3 separate regions of the Homo sapiens genome follow, and all the other regions are linked to region 3. The links are chromatin contacts, found by Hi-C or POLR2A ChIA-PET in ENCODE. All regions are on one chromosome and are shown on one strand. The core of a region is the stretch at or near the end of the contact, and the rest is flanking DNA. Distances in the headings are between cores, read along the strand shown.

Region 1 (4,273 bases), core at 1,770-4,269, 150 kb before region 3:
TTCTAAAATGTCAGTGGCATTTGGACAGGTTCACAGCTGCTCTGATCCACAGCATTTTCTAGAACTTCCTTTTACCTCGATGGGGGAGGAGGAATGCCTGTGAACTTGAGCTGACCTTCAAGACGCTGTAGGGCTCTTGGGCAAATTATGGACAAGACCTACATTGTTAGGATAGGCCCAGAAATCCAGCTTGCTAATAAATAGCCTTGGGAGGTGCTCACAGTCGAGTCATAGCATTTGGCATTTCCCTGTACTCTAGCCTGTGTAGGATTTCTGGATGCTTAGGACTGTAACCAAACTTGAACTCTTGCCTGGGAATATGCCCTCCCCCACACCCCCAGACCTTTTTTTGCCATCTAAATGACAAAGATAACTATCAGTAACATTTTGAACTTTCCTACAAAATTGCATTCTTCGTGGTGTATAGTAGGAAGCATTTCTTTACCTTGGAACTTTAGAAGAGGGTCTGAACTGAGCAAAAATTAGTGTCCCTGCCTTTTTAACGGCTGGACACTTATCACAAAGCTGTGCCAACATCAGTGATGGTGCACCCACAAAGGTGTTTGGTCTTGATAAGCTTCTAAAGAAGCAGACTTTGTTGTTGTTTTAAACAGTAATGAACTGTTTCAGTTTCATAAAAAAAAAAGAGACATTCTTTCTTAAATAGAAAAGGGCAGAAAGTTTATAGAGAATAATGTCTAACTTGCTAATGCAGTGTTTGCCTTTGCTCTGTGGCATGTGTGTGTGTGTGTGTTTATGTAGGCATGCCTACACGGCTGCTTGTGTTAATACTTAGTATAAAGCCTTAAAATGGATACCAGATTGGCTATGTAACCTTGGAAGATTTATTTACACTCTCAGTTTCTTTTATTCCCAATCTTTTATCAAATGGTGTTTATTATATTCTCTGAAACCATTAAATAAAAAGGACTGTGGAAAAATTCTAAAATGCTAAAATTATTCCAGGCTAAAAAAAGTATTACAATAGGATGATGATGTTTAACCCATCTACTTGAAATAAAAAGCCGAGCAAATCGAAATGTGATATATTTTAGAAGGTATTTCTTAGAGAAAAAAATGTTTAATGTTCCTTCTAGACTGCCATTATTCATTGTATTTTTATTTTAAACATAATTATGAAATATTTTGAAAGTAATCAAGTAAATGTGGTGACATTTTTTTCTCTGGTTGAGCCAAGTGATAATAACAGATAACTGTTATCTATAATGCATACTACGTTGACTCATTAAAGCCTCATCTTTGTTAAAACATTGAATATAGGATTTGAGAAGAGGAGAAGTTTCCTTATTTAGGAAAGGTTTTTGGTAGGTCTTTCTTGAAGAAATGGAGAAAATGGCCTGCTGATCTAATCTGAGGACGAATAAGAGAATCCTCCTCCCTGTGGCTATCATTCCTATGGTGCTATACCTGTGTGGGTGTGGATGTGATGGTGTGTGCCTTTGTTGGGGGAAAGAGAGCACAGATTGTCATAAGGTTGTACCCTTAATTCTCATCTTCTGTACTTATAGGAACTGTGTGCTTGCCTAGAGACAGCAGCATTTGGTCCTTGAAAAACGGGATTTCCTGTGCACCCCTTAGAAATCCTCAGGGGCTGATACAAAGAGTAATTTCAAAGAGTTTACCTTAAGAGCTTTGTCACTGAGTGCAGAGAAAGGAATTTCTGTGATGATTCCAAACTTAGAGTCAGTGCTAAGGAAGAATCCATAGAGCTCCAAGGACTTCAACCTCAGGGGAGAAAAGCAGTAATTTATGGATCTTTCTAGAAATTACGGTTGGGTTCTTTCCCCTCTCAACCCAGGCTTCCTTAGTCACGTGACTGGAATTTAATTATCAGTGCCATAAATAATCTTGTGAATGGAAGCAGTGTATTTGGCAGTGAATTTCTGCTTCCTAAAGAGAAAGGAACCTTTAGAAGTTATTTGAAATAATTCTGTATTAGCCACGATCCTGGAGGCAAATGGTCACAGAAGCAGAGGATGGTATCCCCAGAGAAAAGTGGGTTTTAGATGAGTCAGATAATGTGGATATGTGCTGGTGACGAATGACATGAAGGTTGGATGTATTTTTTAAAATACAAATTTAAAGCAGGCTGTATTTAGAAGTTTATTTATAATTGGTTTTAGGATAAAGCCAGCCTGTTGATGCATAACAGAGTTGATCTTTTGGTTCCATTAGCACCCTTGAAATATTTAACAAGAAGCTGACTTTAGCATCTGAGCCCTTCCAACCACTGTTGGAGATGAGGCAGTCCATGTTGGATAATTCTTGTTGTAAAACAAGCAGACACCTCCTTTGTTTTTCCATCTTGCCCCAAGCCCTGTGTTCTAGACTAGGGAAGGTCAGCTCTTTTTATAGTCAGAGGTCTGTATGCCTTTGAAAATATCCATTCCCTTACCTGTCCTCAGCCAGTAACAATTTATGTCCTGAAGATAGCAAGGAGTGCTGATTTAATTTATTTTACAAACAGTGTCCTTTCATGGGAGAGAGCAGGCTGGTAAAATTGTTTCAAGAATCAGAACATTTTTCTTGGTTATTTATAACATAACTCGACAATCTAGCTACACAGGGCTTCATTCATTTGAGAAAGACTATTGAATCCAAAAATAATAATCCTTTATATTTGTACAGTATTTGCAGTTTTATAAGGAACTCTTCACGTTCATTTTCTCATTTGATTTTTCTGACAACTCCATTAGGGTAGAGAGGGCAGGTATTGTTACCTCCAAATTACAGATGAGGAACCTGAAACCTGAGTGCTTGTAAGTCCTACCCAGGGTTTCACAGCCACTCAGTGACTGGGACTGGAGCCCCCTAGATTTTACCCTAGCTCAAAAGCCAGTGCTCTTTCCACTATTCCGTTTTGATACCCTTGGAAAGTTCACTGCTTATCTAGGAAAGAAAAATTGGTAGTTCTTGCTGAGGAACGTGGAAATCTGAAGGAGAGACAGATCTGAGAGAGTCACATTGGCTAGTAAGTAAAACAGGAAAAGACCAAGGGTGTCTAGGGACCTGGCCTCCTGCCCTGGTTCATTCACTGTGTGATCATGGGCAAGTCACTGACTTCTCCTTGCTTGAGATTTATTTTCTTCTCTTTTCTTTTCTTTTCTTTTTTGACAGTCTCATTCTGTTGCCCACGCAGGAGTGCAGTGGCGTGATCTCGGCTCACTGCAGCTTCCACCTCCTGGGTTCAAGTGATTCTCCTGCCTCAGCCTCCCGAGTAGCTGGGATTACAGACATTGCACCACTATGCCCTGCTAATTTTTTTGTATTTTAATAGAGATAAGGTTTCACCATGTTGGCCAGGCTAGTCTCGAACTGCTGGCCTCAAGTGATCCACCTGCCTCGGCCTCCCAAAGTGCTGGGATTATAGATGTGAGCCACTGTGCCTGGCCCTAATTCCCCTTTATGTTTTCTCTCACCTCTCTGGCCAGGGCTCTGAAGATATTCCTGGGAGAATGAGGGTACATGCCACAGAGGGAGCCTTGGGTTTACAGTCAGCATAGCCCTGCCCATTTCCAGCTGCGTAACCAGGAGAAGTGGTGGCTTTTCTCAGCCTCAGTTTATTCTGTACAGCTGGGGTGAGGGTGGTACCTAAGAGAATTAAGTGAGGTAATGGATGTAGGGTCCTTGGCATAGTGACTGGTACTCAATATCCTCTAAATAAATATTATTCTGTGTTAGGGAAAAGTGAATAGAGATAAATGCTAAGGGTAGAGGTGACGAGAGAAGTGGATGGAGACAAGGATGGCTTTTGGATTTGACTGTTTTCTCCACTGTAAGCACTGTTTGTTATCTTTCAGCTTTCATTTTGTCTCTCATCTTTTCCCCCTTCAGATGTGAGGTGTCTTGAAGGAAGAGACATTTAGAAGGTGAGGGCATTATGCAGATGGAGAGGTCGGCGGCTAAATGTGGTTACTGAAGCCCTGCCTTGGGTCTGTTCCCAGCCTTCCTTGATTTTGAAACACATGCGCTCTCAGCAGGCCAGGGTAGTTTGCAAAGCTGTTGTGGAGGCTTTTCCCAGGCAGTGTTACCTGCTCCGAAAGCTGCAAGCGTGCCTACACACACTTCACAAAGCAGATGGTTTCTTTTGCTTTCCATGTGGTCTAAAAATCAAATGGACTTTTAATGGAAAGGTTGGGGAATTCCACACTCAATTATGAATCCAGTGCAGTGCAAGGGGCAGAGAGATGGTATACCACACCTTTTAGAAGAATTTGTTACTCCTGGTCTCATCTGGCATTGGAGTGGGGAG
Region 2 (4,382 bases), core at 1,311-3,810, 130 kb after region 3:
CAACCTCCTTCCGCAGTGTTAAACTTTGCCCTTGTTGAGGCCTTTTGTTTAAGTTTTTAATCTGAAAAACAGATTCTGCTGCATCACAGTCCACTCTGCCCTCTGCCCCTGCCACCCCAGCACTCTCTGCTCCTTTTAGGGGTTAAAGTAAAATACAAAATACAAAAAATGTTTCTCAGACATTTTTCTTTTTCCTCTAGAATGTGCATCCTGCCCTCTTAGTAAAAAGAGGATGTAAAAAGCCTTTTAAAAAGTTGTTGCACACATTAGAGCATTTGTTGCTAACGCAGGGGTTGAGGCCATGGCCCGCATCAGCTGTGTCTTCAGCAGCCCCATGACCACATTTTGGAAGACGGCCCCTGTGTTCTGATTGCTCTCTGTGAGGCGTACGAAATGGAAGAGATTGGCACCGTCAGAGGTACCTTCTGCCATTTCAGGCTTCCTGTTTAGGATGCAGTCGGATAGATATTGTTTATGGTTCATAAAACCTGACTACTGTGAGTATTCCAGAATCCCAGCGGAATGGGATTCGAACTTTCATGGAGCTGTAAATTAACGGGCGGCAAGTGTGATAAAACTCCTTAGAGAACTGTGAGGGGAAAAAGTCGTGCTGCAATGGTTAAATGAAATTTTATAAGCACATTCAGTGTGGAGCTGTTTTGCATTACATGAGTTGAATACCTTAGAGACGCCACATCTGCAGGCACTTTATTAAATCCTTAGTCAGCACTTTTCCAACCTGATGAGATTACTTCTTCATTTGACTGGAGAAAAGGAAAGCTGAGCTCTTGTCCTGGACTGCAGATTTCTTTTGATGTTTCACCTTGAACATTGAAAGAGGACAGTCACCCCACTTCCCTCCCCACTCCCGCTCAGCACATCCCAAACTCTAGACATTGTGAATGTTACCGACTAATTTTACGTAACTGGAGCCTTGGTGGGAGTGTGGATTTGTGGACCTCCACAACAACTATAGCTGAAAGTTTCTGAGGAAAAAATAGATCAAAGCTCTGTGTTTACTTAATGTAAATGTATCAAGATAACATCATCCTATATTGCATTGTAATAATGCCACTCACTGCACATAGGGAGGGAGATTCCTTTGTAGTCCATTTGGATACAGTAGGGTAGATTAAGGGGCTATAAAGTACGAAGGCAGAAAGCATATGAAACCTAAGCTTATGTCACTAAATGTCTGAGGATAGTTTTTGTTTAATGTGTTACCATTTTCCCAGTGATTTGCTGCTCAACCCCAACGATCGAATAAGCTCAGATTTCTTTTATGTTTTTCCTATATGACCCAAGAAGAAAATATGCAGAATCATTCTTCAATTAATGTTCTAAAACTTGTACTGCTTGCATAATAGAAATTATAAGAAAATATCACAAGAGAAAAGTAGGCTTTTACAAACATTATATTGTCCATCTGGTGTTACTAGCAGCTCATGGAAGTTTCTAGGAATTGACTGGCTTACACATGTGTGACTGTCACACTCATCCCAATGGGATTATGAGTGTCTTTACAAACTGATTAGGAGAAAATTCAGGGAGATGTATGAATTATTATTATTATTATTATTATTATTAGAACTATCTGCCATCTCTGCAAATAAATGATTTAATCAGAGACTTCAAAAAAGAAAAATTCCCTGTGTGGTTCCCCTAACCAACTTCCTGTTCTGGAAAACCTTGGTCAAGTAGCTGGGTTAATTGTCATGAAGATTAGTGTGATGTTGAAATAAGTACTAATGGTCAAATTATAGGAGTGAACAAGTTTAAGAATAGGTTTTGGTTTGGGCCTGAAAGGGTTAATTAAGGTTTTTTCACGGGTTATTAAAGACCCCCAACCTCTGCCTTCAGGAGTCATATTGACACCCCACCACAGGGCAGCTCAGCCCCTCTGTTGACATGTTGCTGGTCAGAGCACAATAGCCTTCTGTGTCTGCAAATCATTGCTAAAATCATCTCAAGGAAAAAAAAGTTTGAAAGCTTTAACGTTAGACAAAAGCCCAAGAGTTGCAGCGTGCAGCCCAAAAACCTGGAGTCAGCAACTTCTATTGATTAAAAACTAACCTTTAAAGTAACTCTGAGAGTGTGTGGTTAGCATTTAAATTTAAACATGTCATGAGTTGATTTGTGTTACTGAATACCAACTCAGAAGGAGTAACATTCACATCGCATTTTTTTTTTCTAATTCCCTTAAGCAGCTAAAGTATTTCATGAAATGTCAATAGGGCAAAAAGAAAAAGAGGTGGGGGGCTGATGCTGGGCCTTGTAGTTTTCTTTCCCATGCAAATATCCACCCCCCAAAAGAAAAGTGTGCAGAGTGAAACACAATAATTAGTCCTTTGTCTAACTTTCCCAAGTGCCAGAGAAAGACAGATTAATTAAATATACAACAATGTTGGTTTTTGGAGTGGGGGTCTTGCTTGCTGTGTAGGTCATAAATTAGGCAGAATAAATACTTCAATGTGTTTGCAGTGGGCCTGCTACGTCAGAACCACTGGAAGGTTGGTGGGAGGAGAGCAGAGGGTTTCTTGCTAATGATAGTCACGTCTGGGTCTGTCTGGTTGCTCTTAGCAACCAGACATGATGTAACACCAGGATGAACTTGAACTTGGGGGACTTGAAAAGAGAACAATAGACCAGAGCAATCAATAAAGCCTATTTCAGTGAAGGATTACAGAGCTGCTCTGGGGTAACCTTGTCGGCAAGGCACATACTGAATAGTAAGATGTGTGAAGAAACTTTTTTTTTTTTTTTTTTTTTTTTGCTTTGCTTTTTAAGAGAAGTGCAGAGGCACTGCAGATTTTTGTAGTGCCCTGAGGTCTCGTCCAGAAACTGTGGTGTGGAGAACTGCTCCCCCTGCTGACTCACTGGGTGCCAGGCCTTTGCTTCAAGAACTACCTTAGTGTCAGATTGAAGAAGTCTGGAATTTCACAACCGACTTAGAAAGTGTGAAAACAGAAATAGTAAGCATTATTCCCCGCACCCAAAGTTTGAACCTGTTTTGTAGAAGGGAGGAAGCGGCTCTAACGTGGATGAGAGTCAGCTGTTAGGTAGAGGCCTACTAGAAACACAGTTTGGGGTTTGCTTTCTCTCTCCTTTCTCTCCCCCTCTTCTTTCTTTTGTCCAGCTAGATTTAGGCCATGTGTATTTGCCAGGCTGATTTCCTTTCAGGACACAAGAGGCTTTATTGTGTTCCTCAAAGCATGTGGTCAAAGAATAACATCTGAAAGTCTACAGGATGCGTAGTTTTTCGGTCTGGGCTTAAGTTTTTTAAACTCCTCTGGAAATCAAAGGTGGCTTGTGTGACTAGGAAATCTTATACCAAACTCCATGTAGCTATCACTTAGCCATTCATCCCTGGGGACCAAATGAGTCCTTACATTACCTAATGGAATCTCTTCCACAGGGATGATCCTTCACCTGCCTGAAGCAACCCAATTAGAACCCTTTCTGATACCGTCAACTTAAAGAATTCAGAAGCATTGGTTTTTGTTAGGCCTTGGTAATTTTTCTGTAAATAATGATAAATGTAGTGAATTTGTCAAGGTATCTCTAGAGAAAAGTCGGCAAAAGCCACATACTTTTTTATTTCACTGGAGAAACTAACTCTGATGTTAGTCCATAATTGCTCATTCTGTCTAGCTAACAGAAAAAGAAATGCCAGCAGATAAAGTGATATATGACCAGACAATTGCTCAAAGCTAACCACCTAAGGATTTACGAAAGGAAAAGGTAACCAGTAACTGGGCCTGGCAGGCACACAGAAGGCTCTAAATAAATGCTGCATGGACGCAAGCATGAATGAAGGGTACGCAGTGGCCTCATTTTTCCTTTGGACAATGTGGTACTTAATAGAGTAAAATCTTGATCCTACTTAGTTATTATGTTTCATGTTTGAAAATACCATTTTAGATATATTGGGCTGAAAGGAGCATCTTCCCTCATAAAATCCTACATATGTAAGGAAGGAAAAATACTGTGACTTGCTCAAAATCACCCAGGAAGACTGGGTCCAGCACTTTTTCCACCTTACCTCCACTTATTCTTGTGTCGCTATTGACCATCTGGGCCTGTTAGGAGAGTGTCACAATCATGGCTTCAGTGCCTGCACCTCATTTGAAAGGAGATGTTGAAAATCATCAGAGTAGCCATTCATTGCCACATGAAACCCCTCCCTTTACCCATTCTCCATTCATTCAACTCTTCTTCATTAAGAACGTTCTGTATTCCAGGCACTGGGCTAGGCACTGAGGATTGAATGATAAACAAGATGGTCAAGTTTCCTGCCCTCCTATAACTGCCCCCATCAGTTAACAAAACCCTTATTTGTATTTCAAGTGAACAGAAATACCTCATTCTGTAAGATATACTCA
Region 3 (4,447 bases), core at 1,175-3,674:
CTGGAACTGATTCCCCTCCGAATGCTGATAACCCTGATGAGAAACATTGTAGTGGTTCCGAGAAGAACAAGAGCGCTCTTACTTGGAGCCGAGTCTGAGATGTCCTCAACACGTTCTGTGAGTCAAAGGTTATGTTCCCTAAAATCAAGGAAGTGGCCTGGATCATAAAGTGCTTCAATGATCAAAGTCAGTCAAGTGAAATGTGTCGATCATTCTCCTGCCTAAAAGGCCAAATTCTTTCAGCATTGATTTAAAGCTATAAGGAATCAAGACCCTTTCTTTAATGATGCTTTCTGATGATTCTCCATTTGTATTGACGGAAGGAGCTAAAGTGTGGAGGCTCTGCACTAGAGGGTAGTTTATTTTAAAAAGTTATTTCTGCATTTAGTGTTAATATTAATTGCTTATTTTATATGCCTTTTTATACCATCTGAAGTACTTTCACATCTAAAAAAATTTAAATAACTTTTTTTCAAAAAAATACTGAAAAATAAAATCAGATTTCTAAATTAAATAAATTAAATTCAGTTTCCTAGAGCAGGCAGCATGGCATATTTAGTTATCAACAGGAATTTTCAGCAAACGAAAGTCTTTTAAAAAATAAAGTGAAACTGGAAAAAGGAGGCCATTTTTAATTCTTTCTCTATATACTTCTGTACATTATTTATGAAAAAGTAGATAAAACTTGATCTCCTGCAAGTAAGATTGACCTAACGTCCATTTCTAGAGTATTAGTAGTCATCATCCCAAAAATATAAGACCAAAATTTGTATCCTTATGTCTAGAATAATGCTTGGCCTCTATAGATATTCAATATGTATTTAAAGAAGAGATGGTGATTTATATTTGAAAATATTTGAGGAATTATAAACAATTATTTTCATAAACACACAAATATATATACTAATATGATTATATTTAGGAATTAGATTTCTAACATTTAAAATAGCTTAGAGACTAAGTACTGTTATTTCTCACTTTTTGTAGAAAAATCAAAAAATTCTAGAGAATTTATTTTTAATAATTTGTTACTAGCTTTAGAAAATAATTTTTTTACTCAAAAATTCACTTAAATAAAATTACATTATCTACATTTTGATTTTTATAGACAACTTTTATAAGAATACTTGCATTATTTAACATTCCATGTGAAAAGAATGTGGTTATTTCTTAATTTTTTCTGTTAAAAATTCCCTGTATGATTGAAGATCTAAGATATAAAGATTATGTTTGTTATTTATAACAGTTATCATTTTTTGAACACATTCTGTGTTCTAGGTTCTTTGCTAAGCATTTTAAGTGTACTATTTCATTATTCCTAATGACAAACTTATGAAGTAAGTATAATCATTAGTGTCATTTTACAGGTGTGGAAATTGAGGCTTAGGATTTTGGAATTATAATTTCTGTAATACTGCCCCTCCTACTTTATTGTAAATAAATAATATCTTGGAAATATGATTTTTGAAAGATGAATGAACATTTTGCCATATAGATCCCTTTACAAGAGAAAAGACAAGTACATTGCAAATTCACCCCGATTCATATTTAGCCCTGAGTATTTGTTTTTTTCAGATCACAAACAACTAAAAACTATGAAACTTACTATGTTTGATAATTACATATTTTACATTAGATATATAACTTACTTAAGTTCAAAACTAAGTCTGGAGAAGGTGGATAAATAAGTCAAAATTAACTTCATTTTAAGGGAAGTTTTACAAGCAATGGTAATAAGTCGCTGAGGAGAATGGACCCCGGCATGTTGGAATCCGTGGTTGCAAGCTGACACTTTGAGGGAATGTTCTTAGCAAAACACTCACTTCAACGGAAATTAGGTCAGCCTTCTGGAACATTTATCATGTATACCTGTCACCAGCAAGACCCAGTCCTTAAAGTGAATTGAGATCACAAGCAATGGTCCCTCCTGCTCTGAGCTGCAAAGGACACTCTAAACCAATAGTTCTACAAATATGTGAGCTTGGCAGACGCTCCCATGAAACTAAAGCCAACACCCATATAGTTGCTCTGGGAATTGAATTCCTTAATGCTTTGTTTATAGAATTTTGAAACAGCAAATGGATTTGGTCTGTTCTGAAAAAACAATCTGTCCTGTGGCTTGTTTGGAATAACATCTAGAGTTGCTATAGAAGGATGGAGGCAGATGACCCATGTCTGATTTGGAAGACAGTTTCGCCAGTTTCTTCTCCTTGTCCTTTATTGTTCAGCCAGGTTGGTTTTTGCCCGACTCAAGGTATTTGCATAGAGGAAAGGCCACCTTCTACCGAAGCTAATTTGATATAGAAACTAGAGTAGTTAGCAAAATCCAGAGCTAAAAGAGTTAGCAAAATCCAGAGTAATAGAAGGTAAGATAGAGTGTATGGTAAAACCAAAACAACGTAAATGAGTCATAACCCAGTGCCCTTTCAGTAATCATATGGCATCATTCTGGTGGTTTCAGAGCAGTGTCAGCAAGTATGGAGTCCTGTGTAGGAATCTGAGAGTGCATCTGTGTCAGTGTACATGTACTTCAGCCCAGTGAATATAATTCATTGAGGGTTTTATGCATGGAAATTACCACATTCACCAGGTAGCCTGTATCTACTGGACTAAGTTACCTTGCCTTGGAAAGGAAGTAATTACTAATCTTTCTCTTGTGTTTATGTTTGGCAAACTACACCTAAAGACTTCACTAAAAAATTGGTAAAATATATATGAAGCTGGTTGAAAAAAAGATGAAATTATACATATGTTTGTGTAGTAGCAGGAATCTTCCATTACATCTCAAGAATGAAAGGAAAAAACTATTAAGAATAGATGTTTCATTTCTGTGTTCATTCATCACAGATATACTGAGTACCCACCATATGTCATACATTGTACAAATGGTAGAATCAGAAAGATGAGAGAAGTAAGATCCCCACTTTAACTGAGTCCTTATTCAAGCTGTGTGTCTGTGTGTGTCTGTCTGTTTGCGAGTGACAGATCCTTAAACAAAAAATAATGATAACCTATGTGAAATGCCCCAGTAGAGGTTATTTTAAAACTCAAGGAGAGAACTCTATAACTTAAAGATATTTTGTCTACAAAAAGGAGCGAAGGTTTTATTCGAAGAAAGAGGAGCCTGTTTTATATGAAAATCCTGAAGATTTGAAGGGGCTGAAGAAGTAGAATGGATATGGAAGAAATCCACCAATGATTTCTTCCTGGAAGAATTAAACACACACACACACACACACACACACACACACACACACACACACACCAACTTTCATGATCACACTCTATTAAGCCAGGACCAGGAAACAATTTCTAATCAGCACTCTGATCTGGGCAGAGATTGTGCAGTCTTTTATACCAGGCCTCAGATCTGTGTTCTCTATTCACACATGCTCACTTCCAGCTGTTGTCATTGAAATCTCACATAATCTTCCAAGGTCAAAGGGCAGTCACCCATGGCTGCTGCAGTTAAAAGGTTATGCTGATTTCTGTTGTCAAATATTGGCCCTTTTCTCTTCCAACCACTCCCATTCTACTTCTTTTTTTTTTTTAAACAAGAAAAATCCAGCCTAGAATTGCATTACATGACTTTAAAGTCTTAAAAGTGTTCCTCCATTGTGCTAACACGACATGGCCTGAACAGTCTAATTCATTCTGTTACATTTCACAAAGAATTTTCTGGTACTTCTAAAATACTTTGTGCTAGGCCAGCAAACTTCAAAGTATTGTGACCCACATGATTGTGGCCTGCCATAGTATCTGCAGAAGTGAATAATACAGGTTCCACAATTTAATAAACATGGTGAATTTTGGCATCGATAACTAATTACTGGGTAAATGAGCAAGAATTACACAAAAAATGACTTTTGAAAAGATGAAAGCTCTTTGCATTTTGTGGTTCTAAACATTAGCTAGTTTTATTTTATATTTGGAGACGTATATAATAGTACATTTAATATTTGGAGTCTTAGAAAAGTAATTGTAAGGATTTTTAAAAAATATTATTGCTTCACTCCATCCAGGATTTTCTTTCCATGCTTGGTGAACCAAAATCAGTGTTGAGTATCTTAAAATTAGCACATGGCCCCTGGCTATCTACTTTCATTATCATTGCATGTGTCCTCAGGTGGTTTAGCAAGCAGGATTCTCTGTAAATGGTCTGTCTCACAGCCCTGTGTATAAAACCTAAAAAGGAAGAAAAGGGAGATGGGCCATTACGATTTTTTGCTGTTTAACGTCCATGAACCAGGGTAGCCCTCAGGTGATCCAGTTTCATGTCTGTTTCACTTAAGATAATCAGTTTCTGATGTATTCAGGGAATACATTTCCCTGTTTTTTCCCTAGTATATGTAAAAGTTCATAAGCAGAAACTAAAGCTATTACAAATAGCTTGATTCATTTGCAAATTACCAGTTGTTACTGTCCAAGTTTAGAGGAAACTTTGATG

The links. Hi-C counts contacts between places; a loop is a spot of excess contacts on that map. ChIA-PET counts read pairs that join two places held with the same protein, here RNA polymerase II (POLR2A). Pooled maps may share reads with other maps.
Region 1: a map with no recorded cell type shows a loop between it and region 3 (6-fold over the local background). The contact joins two enhancer-like sites. A Hi-C loop is called at or near these places in 1 of 168 maps with a recorded cell type or tissue (stomach), 2 of 37 single-sample maps with no recorded cell type and 5 of 50 pooled maps.
Region 2: a pooled map shows a loop between it and region 3 (2.9-fold over the local background). The contact joins two enhancer-like sites. A Hi-C loop is called at or near these places in 1 of 168 maps with a recorded cell type or tissue (mesothelial cell of epicardium) and 8 of 50 pooled maps. POLR2A ChIA-PET finds 5 or more read pairs at or near these places in 1 of 52 experiments (AG04449).

Annotation. Positions count from the first base shown.
Region 1 is chr1:61,170,277-61,174,549 of GRCh38, forward strand. All of the region lies in intron 2 of NFIA (nuclear factor I A), which reads left to right. Among named protein-coding and RNA genes, the nearest start is that of NFIA-AS1, 81 kb to the right of the region's middle. Within about 2 kb of position 3,020, at least 7 of the 41 ENCODE cell types and tissues checked have a DNase peak (open chromatin) inside an H3K27ac peak, as active enhancers do.
Region 2 is chr1:61,450,696-61,455,077 of GRCh38, forward strand. The region is part of intron 10 of NFIA (nuclear factor I A); the gene reads left to right. Among named protein-coding and RNA genes, the nearest start is that of NFIA-AS1, 200 kb to the left of the region's middle. RefSeq lists an enhancer at 1,428-3,823. Within about 2 kb of position 2,561, at least 23 of the 41 ENCODE cell types and tissues checked have a DNase peak (open chromatin) inside an H3K27ac peak, as active enhancers do.
Region 3 is chr1:61,316,572-61,321,018 of GRCh38, forward strand. The region is part of intron 3 of NFIA (nuclear factor I A); the gene reads left to right. Among named protein-coding and RNA genes, the nearest start is that of NFIA-AS1, 65 kb to the left of the region's middle. Within about 2 kb of position 2,425, at least 13 of the 41 ENCODE cell types and tissues checked have a DNase peak (open chromatin) inside an H3K27ac peak, as active enhancers do.